Regions from separate parts of the Homo sapiens genome. Here region 2 is linked to region 1. The links are chromatin loops, found by intact Hi-C in ENCODE. Cell type or tissue: mammary epithelial cell. All regions are shown on one strand. Links, peaks and the distances in the headings refer to the core of each region. The heading gives the core; the rest is flanking DNA.

What was found. Peaks named below come from ENCODE experiments on the same cell type or tissue, not always from the same donor. Only the 100,000 strongest peaks of a DNase experiment are listed, where the experiment ranks them.
Region 2: a loop joins it to region 1, with 12 times the contacts of the local background. A loop is called at or near these places in 9 of 110 quality-filtered maps.

Annotation. Positions count from the first base shown.
Region 1 is chr9:109,898,857-109,910,845 of GRCh38, reverse strand. The region is part of intron 3 of PALM2AKAP2 (PALM2 and AKAP2 fusion); the gene reads right to left. Among named protein-coding and RNA genes, the nearest start is that of PALM2AKAP2, 120 kb to the right of the region's middle. RefSeq lists enhancers at 3,573-3,642, 3,723-3,802. In mammary epithelial cell, for the core only: a CTCF peak has its summit at 7,108 (motif pointing left); a DNase peak (open chromatin) is centred at 7,125.
Region 2 is chr9:110,617,448-110,629,436 of GRCh38, reverse strand. It overlaps LOC105376218 (a long non-coding RNA gene), which reads right to left. Exons shown (of 3, transcript XR_007061731.1): 2 at 10,646-10,869; 3 at 4,295-9,536. Among named protein-coding and RNA genes, the nearest start is that of SVEP1, 44 kb to the right of the region's middle. RefSeq lists enhancers at 2,881-3,050, 8,148-8,317, 8,989-9,158, 11,979-11,989. In mammary epithelial cell, for the core only: a CTCF peak has its summit at 5,785 (motif pointing right); a DNase peak (open chromatin) is centred at 2,736.

The DNA.
Region 1 (11,989 bases), core at 2,339-10,338:
CCTCACATCCTGACCCCTCCTCAGCCTCAGTCCCTCTGCACTCACCGCCCTGCTGCGTCTGCTCCTAGTCAAGTCCATGCCTCAGCCTCAGTCCCTCTGCCCTCACCGCCCTGCTGCATCTGCTTTTAGTCAAGTCCATGCCTCAGCCTCAGTCCCTCTGCCCTCATGCCCTGCTGCGTCTGCTCCTAGTCAAGTCCATGACTGCCACGTCCAGCGGACCCTCTTTGGTGTGGATCTGTTTGACTTCTTCGTTTTTAAAAACATATTTGATCACTCTTCCTCCATGATGAAGAGACCATGACGCCATGTTCTCCATATGGGCACCTCTTCTCCTACTCTACCACTAAAGGTTTATTTGTTTTATTGTTCTTATTGATTAACATTTAATTCTTGGCTACTCATGTCCAGCCTCATGCTTTAATTCCTACCGAACATGCTTAAATCTATCCAAACTATATCTTCAGCATCTCTCCTGAACTCCAGCCTTTATGTACAATTGTATTTTGAATGTCTCCACCCGGATGGTCCACATACACAACATATACAGGACCAAACTCATCTTTCTCCATAGAGCTGCTCCTCCCTATTCTCTAGCTCAGATGCTGGTACCACCGTTAATCCATTCTACTTAGGAGGGAAACCTAGATGTTGTCTTCACCTCTGGCTTGACCCTCGCTTACTATCATCACGTACATGTATCTTATTAGTCACCAGGTCAACTAAGTGTCTTATTAGCCACCAAGCCAATTTGCCCCACAAATCTCTTTTCATAGCTGCTTCTCTTCAGCCCTAGTATAGGCTCTCTCCTAAATGCCTGCAACAACCTTCTAACCAATCTCTCTGCTTCTATGCAGCCCCATCACCCTAAAATCCAGAATGTGCCTAGACACACCACAATAGCACTCCCCTGCTGAAAACCCCTCATGGGCTCTCTGCTAAAGCTCATGGATATGACACACTCCCAGCCTCTCATTTACCTGCAGAAATGAAGATTTCCTTGTTTGGCTCAATGACTTTGCTCATACCACCCCTCTGCCTGGATTGCCCTTGTTCTCTCTCTTCCCCTTCCCATGGGTAATTACTACTCATTTTTAAAGCATCTGCTCAGGTATCATCTCTTTATGGAAGTCTTCTTTGGACTTTTCCCATGAAGGTGCTCTTCTTCTTTGCTGCCATATCTCATGGACATATTTCTACCACCAACTTTATCCCACTGTATTTTAATCACTCATTCATGGATTTTGGGCTCCCTTCCCTAACTCCAGTTTACAAACCTCTAGAGGATAATTACCATCACTTTTTCATCTTCCTTTGATGATGGCTTCTAGCATCTAGCTGGCCTGTATCTAGCAAGGAACCTGCCTCATTGAAAGTTCTCAGTAAGTGTTGGTTGAGTAAATGACTGTCTCAATGAACACATAAATTGTTTCTCAACTGGAAGTAGCCTCAAGCAGACCTTCCGGCTCAGTTCTTTCAGTCAAAAATGAATCTTAAAAGAACAAATTCAAATTAACATCAATCCTGGACTTAGTAAAAACAACAGATTAAAAAGAAACTGGTCTTATTTGCTTTCTCTGAAGCAGGAGGATGCAGAAGGTAACTGCTGTGTGGCTCTGTACTCTTTACCCCAAGTTCCCCAAATATACAATTTCATCTAACCCCAGGTGTGTGTGTGTGTGTGTGCGTGCGCGCGTGTGTAATGTACTATTCTTATCTACTATGAGGTACTCTTATTTATTCTCACCTAAATAAAACCATAAGTAGAAGATGCACAGATATGTAGGAATTGGGCCAGAATGATGGACAGTCTCAGCATTTACTTCATTTTGCCCTGTGACGCTCTCTGAGTTCACCCCTTCATGCAGGAAGCATCTGGGCTTTCATACCAGATTGTGAAAATTGTTTATGTGGTGCATTCCTCTCTTCCAAATCCCTGTTTACTCATTGTGCCTAAATCCAGCGCTCTGTGATAGCTTTCCTGCTGAGTTAGATTTTCCCATCGGCCTCTGTGTGTGTGTGTGTGTGTGTGTGTGTGTGCACACGCATCCATACAGCCTCAGCCACATCTTTCACAAATGCCCAAACTGGGAATAATCACCATATTTTTGCCTGTTGTCCATATTGGAGGTTACTCTGGAGAGACTGGTAGTGTTTTCAAGACGCATGAGTTAGTATCTCAATGAGTCATTCATTGAAAAAAAATTAACGTCAAACAACAGGGGTAAAATAGTTCACATTTACTGAGCATTTACTGTAATAGACAATGCCAGATGATATGCTAAATGGTTTGTAAGCATTATTCAATTCTTTGCACTTGGTAAAATATCTACTACTGTTATTCGCACTTGACAGATGAAGAACTTGAGGTTGAGAGAGTTCAAGCAACTTATGACCTTCCACCAGTAAGTGGCAGAGCTGGGATTCAAACCCAGGTCTGCTTGTAGCTAGAGCCTAGAATATTAACTGCTACCCTGCAGTGTGTCCTGCCTAAGAGCAAATGAAACCACTCCCAATCCAAATGTTTTCAGCATTTCCTCTTTTTGGGGTAGATTTTTCTTTTCCAACATCTTGATCAAAGGGAGCTGCTGTGGTTTAAGGAGAAAGCTGACTGGGAGCTCCTGTCACTCCACCCCTTGCCTGGCTTGGTCTTTCCATAGGATACACAGGATTTGGAAATCACTGCTCTATGAAAGCAGAAACAGCATGTATTGCTATGGCATCCACAGTGCCTAGAAGAGTATTTGCACACAGCCTGTGCTCAATCAATATAGTTCTAAAAGGGAACATTCTCTCTTGTGGTCACCTACAGCATGGATTTCCCTAAACTACCCAAAAGGACACCAAAGAATAAACAGCACCTCTGACCTTTGAGCCATGGACGGCAGAATGATATCTATCCGGAAGGTAGAGATGACGACTTAATTGTACCTGAAACAGAGACTAGGAAGGAGGTCGGCATGGGGTGCTATGGCAGTGGCTGGGAGGCTTCCAACTGATCCAAACTGCTCTTCCTCAAGAGAACTTTGTCTTGGGTTTTGTTTTGTTTTTTGCTAACTGTGTTTTCCGTGCTTGACATTACCAGGTGACAGCTTCTCCTCAGTGGAGAAATTTGTCATCCCACTGGGATAATTCCAGAGTTATTGTAAGAGTTCCTGCTCCCACCAGATCAAGCCAATCAGGAAGCTCCTCCACATGGGTTGTGCCGGGCTGATTGTTTCCCGCTTGGCTGCTTCCTGCTATTGTTCTCTGTCATGTTCTCAGAGGCGCAACTACTGAACCCTACCCCTTCCTCTCAGAAGCTGAGGGCTGCATCATGGCTTTGGGTCAAGGTATACTCGGCTCAGAGATCAAGGCATCTGGCAGAGAGAGAAAGGCCTGAAATGAAAATAGAGGCAGGCAGTTCCTGGCCCAGGTGACCAGAGCAGAAATCACAGAGCTTAAAACACCCAGAAATATGAGTCTTTCAGGTCTTGGAAGGGAAGTTTGAAATGTTCTGGGTCACTCATTCATGTTTATCGAGCATTATCAAGCAAGTGTTGGGCTATATTCAGTAACAGCTGCCCAGTCTCTACTTTTGAGAAATTCATCATCTCATGAGGGAGGAAGCTATATGAATAGTTACAATGCAGTGCACAGTAGAGCTCAAATTGCAAGACCAAAATGCTGCAGGAATGCAAAGAAGAGAGTCTGAGTAACTCTGCTTGTGGGGAGGCAGGGCAGGATTTCAGGAGGTTGGAACATGTCAGTAGGATCTTGAAGAGAAAAATGATCAAGGCATAGAGGTGTTCAGACAGCATTTCAAGCTAGGATGATAACATGGACAAAGGGGCTTTGATGCAGAAATGTGCAAGGCAGGCTCAAGTGAGTGAATGAGGACCTCTGTAGGACTGGCCTATCTGAGTGCACTCATGAGGGAAAGAAAGTGACAGGGAGGATCAGGCTCAGGATATGATGGCTCTTGAATGCCACACTAATGAGTCTGATTCGGAAAGTAACAGAAAGCCATTTGAGTTTCTTGTTTGTCTGTCTGCCTGTTTATGTGTTTGCTTTAAGTCAGTGATAGGATTGGCTATGTTCTAGAAAGACCATGTGGACAGATGTGAAAAGAACGGATTTGGATGTATGAAAGGGTTACAGAGTGAAACCATAAAGAACAATTAGGAGTTGTCCAAGCAAGGGATGGTGAAGCCAAGCTTAGCATGGACTACTGTGGGAAGCAAGAAGGTTCCATTTATTGATTTTTATAGTATAATGATGTTGACAACTTCCTAAGCTAACCTTTTTGCATTTGTGTGGCTGCACAGGCTGGGCTGAAAAAAAGTTGGCAATATTAAAGTGTAAAACTATTGCTGGGCACAGTGGCTCATGCCTGTAATCTCAGCACTTTGGGAGGCTGAGGCAGGTGGATCGCTTGAAGTCAGGAGTTCAAGACCAGCCTGGCCAACATGATGAAACCCCGTCTCTACGGAAAATACAAAAATTAGCCAGGCATGGTGGCACAGGCCTATAATCCCAGCTACTGGGGAGGCTGAGGCAGGAGAATTGCTTGAACCCAGGAGTTGGAGGTTGCAGTGAGCCGAGATTGCACCACTGCACTCCAGCCTGGGTGACAGAGCAAGATTCCATCCCCCCTACCCCCGCAAAATTGTAAAACTATGACCAGAAGTAGATTGAGGTTGCCCAGTGACTAGAGATTGGCTGGGGTTGGTGGGAGCCCTGGATTTTCCTCTTCTTTCCAGCCCACCTCTCAGCCACTTCCATGTGATGGCCCAGCTGTCCCAGGCACCACGGGGCACCTCTTCTTGAGGAAAAGAAGGAAATGCAACGTAAACTGACCATTTCTTCTCTTTTTTGTAAAAAAGTTTATTTGTTTATTTATTTTTAGTAGAGACAGGGTTTCGCTATGTTTCCCAGGCTGGTCTTGAACTCCTGGCCTCAAGTGATCCTCCCACCTCAGCCTCCCAAAATGCTGGGATTACAGGAACCTGCCACCATCCCTGGCCTGACTGTTTCTTCTCCCTGTGATCATTTATGGTAACGTGTTGGCCAAGGCATGAATTTGAAGCTTGAGGCCCTAATTTAAGATGTCCCAGGGACTGAACTGATATCATCTGAAGTCCAAGGACAGCCTGGCCCCTTAACCTACTGAGCTGCATTACTGCCCTCACCCGGCTGCAGCAAAACGGGGCTTGGGGTAGCCGACTGAAGGATGGTCATGGAGTTTGAGAAATGCTGAAACTTTTCTCCTGTATGGCTGAGAAACTGAGTCAGCATCTAACGCTGCATCCTGCATGTGCTGCGGGTAGATCGCCACCCTGCACTGTTGGTTTCTCACGGGCACAGTCGTTGCATTCTCTCTGGCATCTCTCTGCCTTTTTCCTGTCTTAGATAAAATAGAGACATTTTGCCTTACAAATGGCAGTGAGAAGGGCCTTTGGGGCCCTTTTCTGGTGGTACAGATGGTGTTGAGGCAGAAGTATCTGTATCCTGGCCCTGGCTCATGCGTGCCCCCTGGGAGGCTGGACAGGGACAATGGCCTCGATGGCTGAGTCCACCTGGCCTGAGTGCAGAGAACACTGAGCTTCAGGTGTTGAGTGGGTAGGTCACTGTCCCAGTACATTTATTATGGGAGTTGGAGACAAAAACTTTAGGAACTAAAACTAAAGTTTAAAATATTCTTTGGTGAACTTTATCCCTATAGACTTAACAGCCCTAATTCTATTTTACAACAGCTATTATGTCGAGAATGATGCAGATTTCTCAGTTTTCAAATCCAAAATGTTCTGTGAGGGTAGAATTTTCCTTACACCCAGGAGACTGCAAATTGGAACCTCCAGATACAAAATGATTCACACGCAGGGATCAAAGCCTGAGGGGTAAAGCAAATTTCCTTAAGCCAAATTTTAAAAGCCCTTTTACAGCACAGAAGTGGCTTGCATAACGTCCAAAGAAAAACAATGCCACTTAAAATCCACCCAGAGACTTATGCTTTTAATTAAAGCCCTCTGTCACAGAGATGATCTGATAGTCCACTTGAAATGTGAACTCTTGGATACAGAGATAGTACATCGTGCTCCAGAATAATAATTTTAAAAAACAGCCTGCCTCTTCCCGCTGGCTTGGCTTATGTGAAATCAGCACCGGCCACCTCTGTGTTCAGCAGAGGTCCCACCCCTGAAGTTGTCCTACCACATCCATCATTTCTAAATCCTGAGACTAAGGGAGAATTACCTGCTGAAAGCACACAGCAACTTCCCTGGAACCCTCAGCTATAAGAGAGTTCAAGACAGACTAGATTTGTTTTAGAAATAGTACAGGCATCTCGGTATGAGACGTCTCATGCAGAGGCAATGACCTGGGACCTGCATAAATGTTTTCATGTGAATGAATGAATGATCACAAGCCTCCTGAGCACATAAGAAAATTATATTCCCATGAAACCCAAGTCATAATAATAATAACAACATTTGTGTAATGCTTTAGAGTTTACAACATCCTTTCACAGCAATTAGGGATTATTTTATTCCCATGTTATAGGTAAGAAAATTGACAGGAAGGCAAAAGGGAATCTAAACACCTTTCATGCTGCAATCTGATTTTCTCCTCAATCTATAAAATGGTTATAATGATGCATATGGAATACCTACATCAAAGTTATGAAGCTTAAATGAGCTAATGTTTAAAATACCTCAGAACACTGCCCGCCTCCATGGAGCAAGTACTATTCAAATGTTTGTGCTTCCTTTCTCTTCCAGTGCTTTAAAAAAATTTAATTTAGAAACAAGTCTGTTAAATACAGCATTTATAAGATAAACCAAAGCATACTATTTAATAGAATAAATTCAAATTCATCTTAATATGTGCTTTGTGGCCCACAATATTCAGGAATATCTGTAGATTCTGATGTTAAACTGATTTTCCAGAGAATGAGAATACATTCTATCATTTGAATGCCAGAAGGAAAACTAAAGTGTTGATTATTGGCTTCAAGGATGGTAAAAGTTAAGATTGTGTATGCACATGTGTGTCTACATGTAAAAAAAAAAAAAAAAATCCAGAAAATCTGATGCAAGTTCGCTATGTGGGAGCGGCTTATGTGCACATGGAGGGCCATCTAGTGGCAGGTGAAGTCATAGTTCCCTAACTGAGGTAGCACATGTGGGAATTTAGGTAAAGCTGGGAGGAGACAGCTGTGATTCTGCTGATTTGGTATTGTGTACTTAGGAGGAGAAAGTTCATTAAATGTCCACAACACTGAACTCCTTGTTCCCTTGTTGTTTTCAAAGGAACAGTGCACTTGCCCTTAATGCTGTGTGCAAAAATATCCAGCTAAGCCATGTAACCCAGGAACAGGGAGAAAAAGTGGTTGGGAAGGTCCAGGGATTCGGGCCTTCTAGAAGTAGTGGGCCTATGTGAACCATCTTCATTGAGATCATCACTTTAGAGGGGGCACCTAATAAATGGGTTGCAGTAAGTGTCCCCAAAGATCAATTATGAACAACCCAACCAGTGGCCCTGTGGTCCAGTATGGCCAACCCCTCCCGGTACGCATATCCTCCCTGCCACCAAAGGCCAGTCTCGGTGCTGATGTGAACCCCAAGGCTCATGGCTCTCCTGCTTCTGAAAAGCAGCAGCAAGACCCCGCACAGCATGCTCCTGCAAAGTGCTCTTCCTCCCTGCGGCTGGCTCACCATGCTTCTCCGGCATGTGTGTCCCAGGCCCTTTGCTCAAGAGCAGCTCTTTCACCCGTGCATCTGGTAACCCAGTGACCTGGGCCAGGAGTGATATCTGGCTCATGAGCTCAAGCAGAAAAAGGTGTCCATGAAATCTCTGAGGCTCCAGAGACTGGGGCCTCTGTCATCTCAGCAATGCCAGAAACCAACACAAGGACCTACATAAAGTAGACCTGGGTATCTGTGGGACTGAGTGAGAACTGAGTAGGGACCGGCACTTATGGGCATGCACACTTGCTCCTTCATGTTCTCTTCTCACTTGGACCAGAAGGGCATAGATGTGTTCCACATGGACAGGGAATTCCTCCCAGAGCAGGCGTCGGTCATATGTATCTTTGGATTTCCAAAGTCCAAGCAGGGCCAAGGGCACAGTAAATGTCTGGAAACTGACAGTTAGACTCTGTCATGTGGCCATGAGGTCCTCTACTCTAAAAGCTAACTGAGAAGTGGCCAAGGCACTGAATACATTCATCAATGCATTCCACCTTTCAACGCATTGAATTCAACAGAAGTAGCACTTACAAAAGAAGTCAATGCTGACACATCTCACCTAACAAAGTGCCACTAGAAGGGCTTCCTGGAGTATCCAGCTACTTTTACTTCATTACAATGATGGCTCACTGTATGGCCTTTCAGGGGCTCAGTAAATTGAGGGATGGCTGAATTGACGTCATAATGAAAGAATGCTGCTGTTCTGATTATATCCCTCCCATGCTCCCATGGAGGCTCTGCCTCTGGCCAGAGAGAAACGGGAGCCACAGAGGACAAGCTCTCTGATGCTGTAAGGAGAGAAAGATGAAAGGGTGCTATAGAAGCTGGGAACTCACTATGCGCTAGGCACTGATGAGACACTTTACATATATTAACTTGATTAAGATTTACAACAGCCAAATGAGATACATATCATTGATTCCCACTTTGCAGATGGGTGAAGTAGCTTGCCCAAGGTCCCATGTAGTTAATGAGATGTGAGGCTGAGATTCAGATGAGGTCAGTCTGATACTGAAAAACGTACCCTTTTCGCTGCATCTGTAATAAGATCCTGCTCAGTCTTTGGGAACCCTGGGGAAAGAGAAACCCTAATCTGTGATAGAACTCTATTCAGATCCAAGATATTGCTGATATTTAAAAAAAGAAAAAGAAAAGGAGACAGCGGATGCAGCAATGCTTCTCCCTGCAACTCTCCAGAGCCGTGCGCTGCTTCTGTCTGATTCTTTCTCTGGCCCAGCCACGATGATCTTGGGATTTTTGAATGACTTGTTTTATTTGCTTTCTGGTGTTCTCATCCATCCTCTATTGGTAGATTGTCTTCCTCAGTCTTGCCAAATTCAACCAAAATGAGTGGCCTGCCCAGCTGGTTCCCAGTCTGCCCTTGACTTCTCTACCTCCTGCCTTGCTCTAATTGTGACATTGAACCAGCATCCTAACCTCACAACGGCCTTTATTATACCTCTGAAACTTCTAATAGTGTTCTGTGGCCTCTGGGATAAATTCTAAGTCCCTCCACTTAGCATTCAGAGGCCCCTGTGAGCTGTTTCCAATCTGCTATTCTGACTCTTCTCCAGAACTGCTTCTGTGGTTAGGCCTGAGATTATCCCATCTTCAAAGAGACAGAAGATCCTGCGAAGAACCTCCCTTTGGCTGGCCATGCCTGGACTGTTTCTCCTAATGGACAGAGTGACTCAGTGAAAGCAGGAATCAACTGTGTCCTCCCTGTTTCCACACTCATGTCCGTTCCCAGGGAGAGACAACATACCAGAGATAGTGACAACCTCCACGTGGAGCTAAGCCCCTCTCAGCTGTTTACAACAGGTGGCTGAGCTGAGAAGAGCCAAATAAGCTTGGTCTGCATAGAGTATCTGTAACAACCTGCTGACATTGCCCATTTAGCAGTCCAACTCCTAGGTGGTCACAGTTTCCTAATGACAGCATTATCCAGTAACTCAGGTCCAGTTCTGGAGCTGGGATACTACTTGAGGCTGAAAGGGCCAAATCTTCACTGAGGTCAAGGAAGGACCCCCATTTTCCAGTCTGGTTCCACCTAATGATATCCAGGTACATTTGCTCCATCTCAATAGCAACCATTCAGTTCATATCCCAACATGGCTTCGTAGTTCATTTCCTATGAGCTTGAAACTCCCTTCCAATTAATTGAGACATACTGAATTTGATTTACCTTTTACTTTTTAGAAGAAGAGACCATCACTGATTTAAAAGATTCAGGTATTAAAGGTTCTGGGTGCAGACCAGAATGTTCTGTCTGAAGTCAAAGTTAACTGTCTTTTGGTGGTAAGAAATATTTCTTGGAAGGAGATCTTCTAATGTCAAATGATGGGACTCAAGTACAATAGAAACGTCAGTCCAGAAGCTTCAGGAAATCTCTGAAAACTCCAAATTAAAAAACTCTAAAGGCTTGCCTCCCATTATTATTGGGTAGATTATAGGTCTTGTGAGGGTAATGACTGTCATTTTCATCTCTGTATCTCTAATTATGCTTGGCCTCCAGAAGAAGCACTTGATTGAATGATGAATACATTTTAGAAAGATTAACTCAGCCAAACACCACTGGGGTAAAAGCCCAAATCCTAAGGTCCTCCATGGTCACTACTTTCTTGAATTTCTACTATCTTGAGGACAAGTATGACATCTCTCAGTACTTGTTTACCCATCTATTGGGTGCCTAGACTGTCAGATCTGTAAGAGCAAGGGAGATGATTTTACTTATTTTCTGTAACTCCAATGCTTTGCCATTGCGATGCATGACACTCAATGGATACCTACTTAATCATTTTGACTCAAGTGGATGTTATATCAACCAATTTAGAGCAAGAATTGTTAGCAAGAATGTTTGTTCATGGCAGTACTTGTCTATACTTCTCAGTAAATGTCAAGAAAACAATCTCCTTCCTTTAGTTTCTTGTCATGATTGCATGCCAATCAGAGTAATTGAGACAAAAGCTGAACTTCCCACTGGAAACGCTTACAGAGAGAAATATTACAAGCATTTATGTCCAGAGTATCCATGGGCATGTCATCTGCACTTTTGTCATTGTTTTCTTTCTTTATGTAAATATGTTTGAAAACCCATTGAGCCTGGCAGTGTACTAAGATCTGAGAATACAAGGGTGAACACTGTAGTGTGTTTACCCCTAGGCAGCTGAGGCTAGAGGAGGATAGAGAAAAAAATCAGCTTCCAATGTACTATGACACAGTAAGCTCTAAGGTAAATATGCCCACAGGAAACATTAAACCAGGGTTTAGGGCTCAGGGAAAGTGGTATCTCAGCTGAGACTTGATGGTTCAGTAGGAGTTAACCACATAAAGAGCAGCTGAAGAACGTTCCTTGGAGAAGGGACAGTAGATCCAAAGAACGGGACACAGACAGAGCTTGGTACATCCAAGGAATGGCAGGTAGTTGCTGGAGTGGTCAGCAATGGAATGACACAATTATGAGAGACAAGGCCAGAGAAGTAAGAGGAGGTCACATCATAAAAGACTCTCTAAGCTAAATTAAGGAAGTTGAACTTTATCTTATAGTCCAAGGAAAACAGGTAAAGGGTTTGAAGCTGGAGAGTAGCATCATCAAATATGAACTTTGAAAGATACTTCTGCTGGGTGGCAGAGGTTAGGTCAGAAGGACACAACACTAGGGGAAGGGAGACTAGGTGAGAAGCTCTTGCATCAATCCCCATGAAAGATAATGGTGGCCTGGACTACTGTCATGGAAGTGGGAAAGAAAAAGTGTAGAAGGAATCAAGAATCCTTTTATTATATAAAATTACTGATTAGATAGAGGATTTGAAAGGGTGAAAAGAAGCAAGGACAATGTCCTGATTTCAGACTTGGGCAACTGGGTGCATGGTGATGTTTTTCAATGAGATTAAGAATCAATGAAAAGGAATCAATCAGAGAAAGTAATGACTAATGAATTTTTAGCATGCTGAGTTATAGGTGTCTGGGGGGATCCAAATGGATATGGTTAGGGGGCAGTTGGCTATATGGGTAGGTCTGGAGAAAAAATTAGATCAAAGAATGCCTATATTTCAGAAGCCATGGGAACAGACAATGTCACTCAGAGAATGGGAGAAGTGAAGAAAGGAGCCCCAAGTCAAGAACCTCAAAGCACCAATATTTCCCAGATGGACAGAGGAAGGATAGTGTCATCTCAAGTAAACAAGGAGAGAGTGTGTTTCAAGAAGAAATAGGGAGCATTCAGCAGCTTCCGTTGCTGCTCAACAGTTGATGAAAGTGAGGAT
Region 2 (11,989 bases), core at 2,610-10,609, 720 kb before region 1:
TAACTGCAGCAGCTTCAGGCCTCATATCATTACAAACCAACATCTAGATATAAAACAAACAAACAAACAAAACTTGAAAAGACAGTCTCTTGTTTATGCCTCTTTTCAAGATCCCAGAATTCTTTCCAGAAATCTAGGTAATTATCTGTCATATCTCATTGACCTAAAATGTTCACATTTCGGCTTATCACTGGCTTAAACTAATCAAGATTTAATTGATGAGACTGGAAATGAGTCTATTTTCCTCTTAAGCACTTAGATACACAAAAGTGCATGGATAAAAAACAAGGTCAGGGTTCTATTAATAAGAAAAAAAGAAAAAATAATGTCTATGTGAGAAAACATTATTTGTAAGAAGGGTTAAAATCATTCAATTTAGATAACAAAAATACTATAATAATAGACATCACATATAGTTTAACCCTGTGCCAGGCTTTACACTTAGATTCTAATTGTTTTACATTTATTAATTCATTTAAGACTCACCAAATTATTATTTCCATTTTAGACATGGAGGACATGGAGTCAGGTCACTTGTCCAAGGTCAGTTTAATAAATAACAGAAAAATAAATGGTGATACCCAGACAGAAAACTTAATCATACAACTCATCTGAATTTATTTTTAAAATATGATTTAATGTGCATATATATACATACATATATAACATATACATAACTGCAACATGTTTGAACTCAAACTATATTAAAGACATCATTCAATGTTTGTACACATAGTTCTAACCCATTTTAAGTGGAAACATTGCATTGCAGCATACTAGTAATAAGCACATATTATAATTTATTTCATCCTTTATATTGATTACAATTTGACTGCTACACAAATATTTCTACAGGGAACAATTTCATACATAAATATTTTTATCCTGTTTGCTTATGTGTATATATGTGTGCATTATAGTTTTAGAGATTAAATTCCTTGAAGTGAAATTGCTGTCTTAGCTTTTCACATTTTAAATATTTTTAGAGGGTGTAACACTGCCTTCCCAAAGGCTCTGTTAATTTGCCTCTCAGTAACAACAGATGAGAATGCCTCTGTGCTTACACCACTGCTAAACTGATGGAGTAAAAGAGAATTTCATTTTTGTTTTAGTGTGCATTTCTAGGGTTCCCAGAGAAGATGATTTACTTTTTGTGTTCCTACACCATTTGCATTACTCCTATGAATTGCCTGCTCCATCCTTTGTTCACTTTTCAGTCAAGTTTTGCCTTTCCTTATTGATTTGAAAGATTTAAGACATTAATTCATGATTCATGTGTTGCAACATTTTCCTCTATTATTTGCCTTTTTAATCTTGTTTATGAACCATCATTATCCCGAAAGAGTATTTAAGTAATTATATAGTTAAAATCTGTCAACATTTTTCATTATGGCTACTGGGTTTCTCAGGCCACTGAAAGAATGAGCTTTTGCCACTTTCTAGTCTTCATTTTCTCCAATCAGAAATGCTGATGGGAAGAACAGGTGAGACAATGTGGCTATCACCATCAAAGACACTGGGACAAACACAGTTGTGTGATACCCAGAGGCTCTTCAGAACAAAGGCTTAATTTTATCATTCATTTATATCACTCAAATTATTTTCTCATAACTTTATTTTTGGCCTGCAACAAAAATCTCTCAATTCCTCTTCAGATCTTTCCTTAAAGTGGAACTAAGTAGAACACATGTGACTCAGATTTTAATTATTGCTTATCTTATTTGGATATGTTTTATCCTCATTAAAATGTAATTATTATAGAAATGACAGCCCCATTGCCAGGAAAATTGGGAGTGTTATATGCTCTGTTCAGCTTTTGGTAAAATTTTAATTCTATCAGGTCAAATTATTATTGTGTTATTTGTCTACTTTTGTTGCAACAGGAATGGAAGGCATTCCACAGATTGGTCAATTTGTTTGCCTTTTGTTGTGTGTCTCTCCATAAATCTCAATGACAAATGTCTTTTTAATTTATCTATTTATCTTGTTTTATTTTTTGTCTATTAACCAAACTTGATGTATTTTTCTTCTAAAGGGGTTCAGAACACGTCACCCCCAAATTTATTGTTTTGCATATTGATTATTTTGAGCTGGAGACACTTGAGAATCAGCAGATACAGAAAATACGCTTTGAACACCTTTTATCTAAAAGCAGGCCATAAAATTTCCCGTGAAAAAGATGCCCTTCTTGTACCAGGAAGAGAAGACCATCTTTATCACTGGAGACTTGGAGTTGACACCAAAATCAATCGTACAAACAAATCTATTATAATAGTCCTTATCTTCCACTAGTCTCTCCCATATATTTCCTAGTCACTGTCCCACATTTACTGCCTTTGGCCCAAGCCTCTTTGTTGTCACATCCTCACAATTTATTGTTGTTTGTTTAAAAAGATATATAACTATTGAGGCCTAATAACTTCTTCAGGTCTTAATTTTCCTTATGAAGACTCCCGTGTACATATGAAAAAAATTAAACTTGTATGTTTTTCTCTTGTTAATATGTCTTCTGTTACTTTAATTCTCAGACCCAGCCACAGAACCTAAGAGGTCTGAAGAAAACTCTCTGTACTTCTCCAATGCAGTGTGTTATGATTTCTATTGTTATCATTTCTGTCTGCTTTGTTTTTGTGATCTCTCTCTTGAGAGTCGCCATAAGCCGAGATAGACACTCCCTAGGAGAGCCCTGATAGGGGGAAAGTTAGCCTCAAGTATGTCAGCCAAGTGAGACTCAGTGAGGTTGTGAAACCAAAATGCATAAAACAGAAGCAATTTATTACTCACCGGTTCCAGAGAGGTTGGGGGTGCCAATGTGAGGCCTATGGGGAAATCTGTAGGTGGTAGCAGGAAGCTCAACCAGTGGGTGGGCAATGAGATGGGGAGGAGGGGAACCTGTGGGGCTATGTCTTTAGGAAGGACCAAAGCCACGGGCACTATCCCTTAGTTTTTCCTGCGGAAGTTGTGGATTGGCTAGTGTAAAGAAAACATGTGTGAATGAGGAACTTATTTTTAGAGCTCTGGTGTTGACCATTAGGTGTTATTGTGCTTGGCAATGGTGGGATGCATTGGGTTTTGGATCAGTGGTATGAGGCATAAGCATGTTATTTTGCAAACAACCTCGCAGGAAGGGGGAGTTTTAACTAGGCCAAAGGTGACGGGGTATGACTGGGATTCAAACAACTTATGTCAGTCCTAAGTGGTTATGGGATTCCTAACAACTTATGAATGCTGAGGCTGCAACTATAATAAACAAACGTGTGACACAGTGCATTTCCACTTTGGAATTTCCCCCGATTCAGTAATGTCCATTGGTCAATAGAATTATCTTACTGTTCTGATCTCAAATTTATTCCACTAAGAACTGATAGGAGATGATAGAATAAAGATGGCATTATAATGTGTTAGATTTTATTGCACTACAATACATTTATGAGAGTGTTTAGGAAACTGAAAGTATATGCTAGAGTTTTTTTTTTTTTCATTTCAGCTGTTTATTTTAATTTATTTTTTTTTATACTTTTAAGTTTTAGGGTACATGTGCACAACGTGCAGGTTAGTTACATATATATACATGTGCCATGTTGGTGTGCTGCACCTATTAACTCGTCATTTAACATTAGGTATATCTCCTAATGCTATCCCTCCGCTCTCCCCGCACCCCACAACAGGCCCCAGTGTGTGATGTTCCCCTTCCTGTGTCCATGTGTTCTCATCGTTCAATTCCCACCTATGAGTGAGAACATGAGGTGTTTGGTTTTTTGTCCTTGTGATAGTTGGCTGAGAATGATGGTTTCCAGCTTCATCCATGTCCCTACAAAGGACATGAACTCATCCTTTTTTATGTCTGCATAGTATTATTCCATGGTGTATATGTGCCACATTTTCTTAATCCAGTCTATCATTGTTGGACATTTGGGTTGGTTCCAAGTCTTTGCTACTGTGAATAGTTCTGCAATAAACATACGTGTGCATGTGTCTTTATAGCAGCATGATTTATAGTCCTTTGATATACCCAGTAATGGGATTGCTGGGTCAAATGGTATTTCTAGTTCTAGATCCCTGAGGAATCGCCACACTGACTTCCATAACGGTTGAACTAGTTTACAGTCCCACCAACAGCATAAAAGTAGTATATGCTAGAGTTTAAGGAACTATTCGATTAGATTAAGGGCTTCATGAAGGATAATGGAGTTAAGATTTTTTTTATTTTAGATTTAAATAATGACAACCACACCAAAGATAAAATCACTATTAGTAACTCATATCCTTTTAGGCATTTTTGTGTGCATATACATAACATATAAACATACATACAATATACACATGCATATCCATTTCTAAAAAAATGGGAAAAATCTTGTATATACTTCTCACCTTTTAAAATTTTTTTAACTTACAAAATATAACTTTAACTTCTACTTGGTATGTTATAGACTTTTCACAAGCCAATGAACATTTAAATAAAATATAATTTTAATTACTGAGTAATATTACATTTTTGATGGTACTGAATTTATATAATACATCTCCACTTGTTGGACATTTAGTTAACTTATTTTTTCTACTGCTTTATTGTTATAAAATATGCTTTGGTGAGACACTTTATCTTAGGATTAGTTCTAAAATGCATTTTATGTACACTATTCTCAACATATTATTAATTGAAAACAAGTTGCAAAATTACTATGACATAGAACGTTGGAAAATGGTACAATTGTTAAATCCAAGCATTCATGAGAACACCAATAAAATATACGTAAAATTCCAGTAATCTACCTGAGAATAAAAAACACAGACATTCATTATTATGAAGGACAAATGAGACATACTACAGAAAAGGAAGAAATTGCTTAAGTAGTGAGAGACTATAATCCAAAAAGACAGGCTGCAAATGAGCAAAAAGATGGAAATAATTGTACCACCTAGAGGCACAGTAGCAAACTTTTGAAGAAATTGAGAGATTTCCTTGGCTAAAACCAAAAGAATATTCCAGAACCACAATAACAGGGAAAGGTAAAATATTTTAAGAATTCATCTAGACAAGAACTCAATTAGAGATCACTATCTGAAACCCCCGAGGTTTCAGCTTTCAGGGGTGTGAGGTCTGAGGTCTGAGTCCTAGGAGATCTGGGAACAGGTGATAGTCAATGTCAAAAACCCCATTTTCTTAGATACAAAAAGGTTTTCTCCTATGCCTACACAAGATACCAAATGAATTCAGAATGTAATTCTCATAGTCCAGGGCAATAAAAAATATATAATTCTAATGGTTACCAGATTGCAGAAGATATTTATTGATGATGTTTGCTGCTAAGCTAACATCTTTCTACAGCACCACATTGTAAGTTTTAGACTATAAGCTGTTCATAGGGTTTTCATACCTAAAGATAACACTGACACCATCACCCACTTTGTAAAGGGAATCAGAGAAATTTCTAATAAACGAGATGCAATTGCTATCACCACTATTTCTTACTAGGAGTTTTCTGTGATAACACAATTGAAAAGTCTCTATAAACTGTCCACGAACAAATGCTAGTATTTATTGGCACCATTTATGGCAGTTGCTCCAGCTTACCCTTCTGCAGGTGGGAGGAGATGGGTAATGCATTTAGTCTTGGGAATTTGGTCTTGATATACCAAGGTAATATCTAATAGGACAAATACAAAACTGTCCAGGAAAAATCCCAAGCTCACACACCTGAGCATTCATACTCACCACAAATAAGGATCTGGGAATAGATGGCACTTGATTTTCTCTTTTGAAGTTCTTCAGAGTTAAGCCACTGGAGGGCAGCAGAGACAGGATTTTAATACACAAACTTCAGTTTCTATTCATTGACCAGTTCATGGATTCATTAGATACGTAAGTGCCCATGAGGTGAAAGGCATTCACCTTTTATGACAGTCATATTGTATGCTTTTTCATTAATTATCTATTAAGAAAGAATATTTGACAGATATTTCTATTTGAATCTCTACTGGATTGAAATCTATATATTTTTTGACAGTACAATTGAGAACTCATAAAATTAGTTTTAAAGCTAGCAAGAAACTTATGGAACACCCATATCTACTATTTCTCTCTTGAACAATGTCATTATCTTTTCTGCTCTATCTCATATATAAAAATGTTAATTGGTTTTCTTTTCTATGTGCTCATTCTCAAAGTTTGGAAAAATATAGAAAAGTAAAAAAATGAAAATAAAATTCAACCCTTAATACTATCATTAGTGTTTCAATACAATGCTTCCTAGTTGAATATGCATAGATGTATGTTTATTTCATTTACATATTTGATCTTAGAATCTATAGAGGTTAAAGTCATAGTATACTAGATTGCCATATCATTATCAATAAATATTTAAAGAAATGTTATTTATGAATAAAGTTGTTTTAGAAATACAGCTGTATACATGTGATACTGAGCAAGCCAAAATATTTTACCCAAGCAAATGCAATTATCTCTCTACTGAACATATTTATTTCTCTAGATTAGTTAATTTGTTATTATTATTCTGCTTCCAAAACAAGAAAAATATATTTAAGTTGATCTTGGAATTGTTTTGTATTTCAGTCCATCATAATGCACTAAAGTAAACAAGAAGAGTAAGTCACACACTCTTCTCCATAAGAAAAATTAAGGCATTACTGATTTAAGTTGGAAATATTTTAATAGTAAATTAGAATTTAAATGTAGTGTTTAAAAAAGAGTATGATTAAGTATGTGCATTTACCATCAAATATTCCAACCCATGTAGTCAAGTGGCAAGGCAAATGAATGCCTCCCTCGTCTTTACACCCTTGCCATTTTGAATGACCTCACTCAGAGAGACAGGAAGAATGCATGGCTCACTCTTCCACTTCCTCATTCAGCCTTTTTTTTACCAAGGTATGCCAAAGTGCTATTTCACATAACGAGGTTTCCAGGGCAAGCAAAGTATATTTCCTGTCCTCAAGGGGTTTACAGTCCAGTAGAAGAGGCAAGGAAATAAATAACTGGCTGTGTTATGTGCTGCAAGGTGGAAAGCATAGGTCACTATGGTCATCTGACTTGGCATTGTTCCTTAGGGAAGGTTTCACTGATAAGATGTTTATGTCAGAAACTAAAGGGTAAAGAAAAGAAGTCAGGTAAAGAGGCCGGGAACGGTGGCTCACGCCTGTAATCCCAGTACTTTGGGAGGCCTCAGGCAGATCACTTGAGGTCAGGAGTTTGAGACCAGCCTGGCCAACATGGTGAAACCCCGTCTCTACTAAAACTACAAAAATTAGCCAGGCATGGTGGTGCATGCCTGTAATCCCAGCTACTTGGGAGGGTGAGGCAGGAGGATCGCTTGAACCTGGAAGGCAGAGGTTGCAGTGAGCCCGAGATTGCACCCCTGCACTCCCACCTGGGTGATAGAGAGAGACTCTGTCTCAAAATAAATAAATAAATAAATAAAAGTTTTTAAAAAAGAAGCCAGGTAAGGAGAGGAGAAAAAAAAATATTTTTGGTGGAGGAAAGAGCATGCAAAGAACTAAGTCTCGAGTGACAGCGAAGTAATTCAGTATGGCTAGACAGTAAGTGTAGAAAGGCAGAGACTAAGAGGGTAAGTAAAAGTGAGACTTTTGTAAAGGGCATTGTAAACCACATTAAGGAGTTAGACCTTTATCCTACAATACAATTGTAACTTTACAAAATTTACTCTGGCTATTATGTGAAAAACGGGTTAGAGTAGAAATTGCTGGATGAAGGGGACCAAGTTGCATCTCTAAGATGATAGATAAATATTATTTTAAAATGACAAGGAAATTATTGATTCATTGCAGAAACTAACATGAAATCTAGACATAGTAGGTGTTTGATATATGCTGAATAAGTGACTAAAAGGATGAATATATTTGTAAACAATGCAACACCTATATTTAGGCTTCCCTGAGGAGGCCATTAGTCCATTGCTATTTCTCCTACCACAGTTTCAGCATCACTTAATACCTCTTATTTATACTTCTGTATCAGTTTCAACGACTTGGAGTCATACACATTGAAAAAATGAGCCACTTAATTTTCCATTACCGCTGTCAAAAACTGGAAGTCTAATTTTTTCTAAATGTATGGTTAAATTTCGTAGAAGGAGAATCTATTTAGTTTATTGGATTATTTTTACTGATATTACTTGCTTAGTCTCCAACTTCCCTTGGAGTGTTTGGGTAATCTAGTCATTTATTAAATGCTGGCTTATCCATGAAACATACACTTCATGGAAATTCATTACATTTTAGAATTCAGATTATAAAACCAGATCTGCATATTAAAAAATTGTTGCATAAACTGTGCACATAGCATATAAAATACTGTTTCCTCAGGCATAATATAGCCACAGGGTCAGAGGGAAAATCAGAAGGGAAATGTCTGATTATAACAAAACATTTATATAGCTCTGTGTTTCTTGAGTACTTCGTCTGCTGTTTATTAAGAAACAAGCTGGGAGGAATGGAAATTCTTCCAACTTATTTTCTTTAAGAAATGTCCATGGAAGTATTTCAAAACTGCCGAGTCTGGAAATGAAATTTTTAAGCATGCCAAAGTGTTATAGGAGCAGATGGTGCTACAGGATTTTTTAAGGATGGAAGGAAATCACATCAAAACAAAAGACAGTAAGACGAGGAAATATTTGAGTCATCTACAGCTAATAATATTTTACTTTGATCATTTTGTATCTGTGATGTTCATTTTAAACTGCTAAAATATGTCTTGTCAATTTTTCTTTTGAATTTAAAGTTGTATTATGTTGTCAAAAAATAGATAGGAATAACAAGTTTAATAAATAGCATTCCTCAAGTAATTTTTAAAGATGCAAATAATAATTTTCACATACAATTATCAAGCACACACAGCATCTCCAGAGCCAGATGGGTTGAGTAAAAATATTAACATTTTCTAAGCCAGAAGTAAACAGTTTATGAAGTTGGAATATTTTGCATTTTATACTTGAATTCATTTGAAATATCTCCATCATTTTAATCACACAAAAATATATTTGAAAAGGCTTTAAAGTAATTGCAAAACCCCTGCTGGGATAGGTGGATGTTGTTGTTCCTGTTTACATATGCAGACGATGGTGATTAATGAGTGAAAATATCACATGGATAAATGAATGTAAGTAATTCTGAATTGCACATGGATTAATTAATGCAGGTCATTATTATGGGTTGGTTAGTGAGAAACATCAGTAGTTAATTCTTTATGGGTGAGAGATGGGAGGGAGATGAATGGGACAGGAGCTAGGAGGATTATCAGGGATGATAACTTCATTTTGGATGTGTTGATTTTGAGATGCCCATGGAAATCTGGATGAATAATCTGTGTTGCAAGTGACTAAACAAACCAAGAGTTTGGAGGGAGGTCTGGGCTGGAAATGAAGATTTATTTGGCATGAATACTTGAAAGTGAATGTGGTCATCTAAAGAGAATGTTTGGAGAATGAAAATCTGAGACCAAAACCAGAAATATCCATAAAAGGAGCTTTAAAATGGTGGAAGGCTTCATCCAGAACCTGGAAGAAGACAAAAAAAGAAAGCAGATTATTATAGTATGAGCCATTTACATTACCTGTCAACATTAGTGGCAAACATTTGCCAAATAAATTTGGTCATGATAGTCTTTACCATCAGTTAAATATAGTCTTTACTAAAACCCTGTTCTTTTCTTCATAATCTTTCAATTAACACTTTAAAGTAGGAATTTTATAGCTACTTTCATGTTTAGCATGAAATCAGGTTGAATGAAGCAGAAACAAGCTATGGAGCTATAGAACATAAAATAAGGTTCAGTTTATAATATAGGTAGCATGCTCTTGGAAAAGCCAAAGATAATGAGGAAACCAAATGACAATGTTGAAACTATACCATGGAAATTCAAGTCACCATGCTGAAGAGAAGAGTGAGAATAGCTTCTAGCTAGCTATCCATACTTATCCTGTGCAGAGTCCTTACTAAAATATCAGTGAAAGCCAGATTATACATCAACACAAAGCAACAAATTATTATTAACAAATGCTTGCTGGAATCTGTAGGAATTTTTCAGCAATTATTTTGCCAATGAAGGTGGTTATAAAAAATAGTTTGTGTTCTATACATTCTTCACTTCATGAAACAAAGTTGTTCCCTACACATGACAGTCTTTGGGACCATTACGAGTTACTCTAAGTCTCAACTTCTTTATTAGAGAAACCTACTTATTGGGATTTGTTTGGATTAAATGAGCTAATCCAGGTAAATTGATTATCAGCGTGCTTGGTATAAAGTAAATAACAAGTAGTCAGGAGTTCCTAAATGGACTATTCCATATTGCCAAAACTGCCAATTAAAAACAAAAGAATGAGCATTAAAAATAATAAACACTGATAATGAATGTTAACAAGCAGCCTGTTTCCAGGCTCTGGAAACATATTTTCTGTAATCATTAAAAACTCCATTTATAAAAACAAGTATTTTTTTTCTCATTCTTCACTCCATGAAACAAAGCTATTAATTCTCATCATCACAAACATTTATAACTTACTACATGTCAAGTACTGCATGAACCCTAGCTACTGTTAACCTGGGTTCTAGGAGTCCTCAACTACTGGTGTTCTTCAGGGAATCTGCAATCTATGAAAATTACATGCAAAATTCTGAATATTTCCGGAGACTCCATAGCTTTCATAAACTTCTGAGAGCATTTTGTGATCCTCGCCTCCAAGGTATTTAAGAAACAGTGTCTAGAATCTTCTCATTTTGCAGACAGCCCAGATGGACTTTCATCCATTTTCACCCATGTTCACTTGCATTGGTTATCTGCCGCCTCTATACTTTCAGACATGAACTCTGAGGCTGGTGAGGATTATCCTAATTAGAAAGAGAGAAATACACATATTACTGATCTGCTAAACACTGTATTCCTAATTAGGTTTTGGAAGATGGACTTATTCCCATATTGTAAATTACCAAAATCAAGAGAAAAAATACATAGACATAAATATCACAATCAGAATCTCCATGCGTTCCTCTTAAGTTTCAGAACTGTGAGAGCCACATTTGATACTGTTCTTAGTATACTTAAAAGCAGAAATGTGAGTTACTGGTTTACTTCTACATTCTTGGTTAGAATTGATTATTTACACTTAAAAATAAACCAATAGATGGAACAGCTGAATATTAATTTTTAAATATCACCAGAAAAATATCCATATATAATGTTGATGGGATTATATCATGGAAAAGCAAGTGTTACGATAAATGAAGGAACAAAAGACTGCGTATTGTGTGATCCCATTTATATGATATGTCCGGAATAGGCAACTTATGGAGGCAGAAAGCAGCTTAGTTACTGCCTAGGACTCAGATAGTAGAAAAATGGGGAGTGATGAACAATGAGTTTTCTTTTGTGATGATGAAAAGATACTGAAAACCATAAAATTGTACACTTCAAATGAGTAAATTATATCTCAATAAAGCTGTTAAAATATGTAATCATTCAATGATTTGGGGGGCATTCTTGAATATTGACACCTTTACCTTAAAAAAAGAGAGTAATTTTGAATTCCTCATGATACAACATTTCCAAAATATTTTGTTAATTTCTCAAAGATCATGGAATTTTAAAAAATCATGTATCCATGTAATAATATGGAAATTAAGGAATAAAATATCCTTTAAATTGGTGCTTTGGTGCTAATTTTTTTCTCAATATTTTTACAAAATAAAATTTATTTACTGTATTCTCTAATTATAATTGTTAACCTCTGTACTCTAATCTTTTGCTGTTTAAAGTGTGATCCATGGATCAGCAGCACTGGCATAACTTAAGAGCTTATTAGAAATGCAGAATTTCAGGTCCAGTTCCATATCTACTGAATCAAAACTGCCTTTTAACAGAATCCTCAGGTGATTCATTTGCATATTAAAGTGCTCTAAAGCAGTGATTCTCAAGATATAGTCTCCAGAAAAATAGCATCAGTTTTAGCCA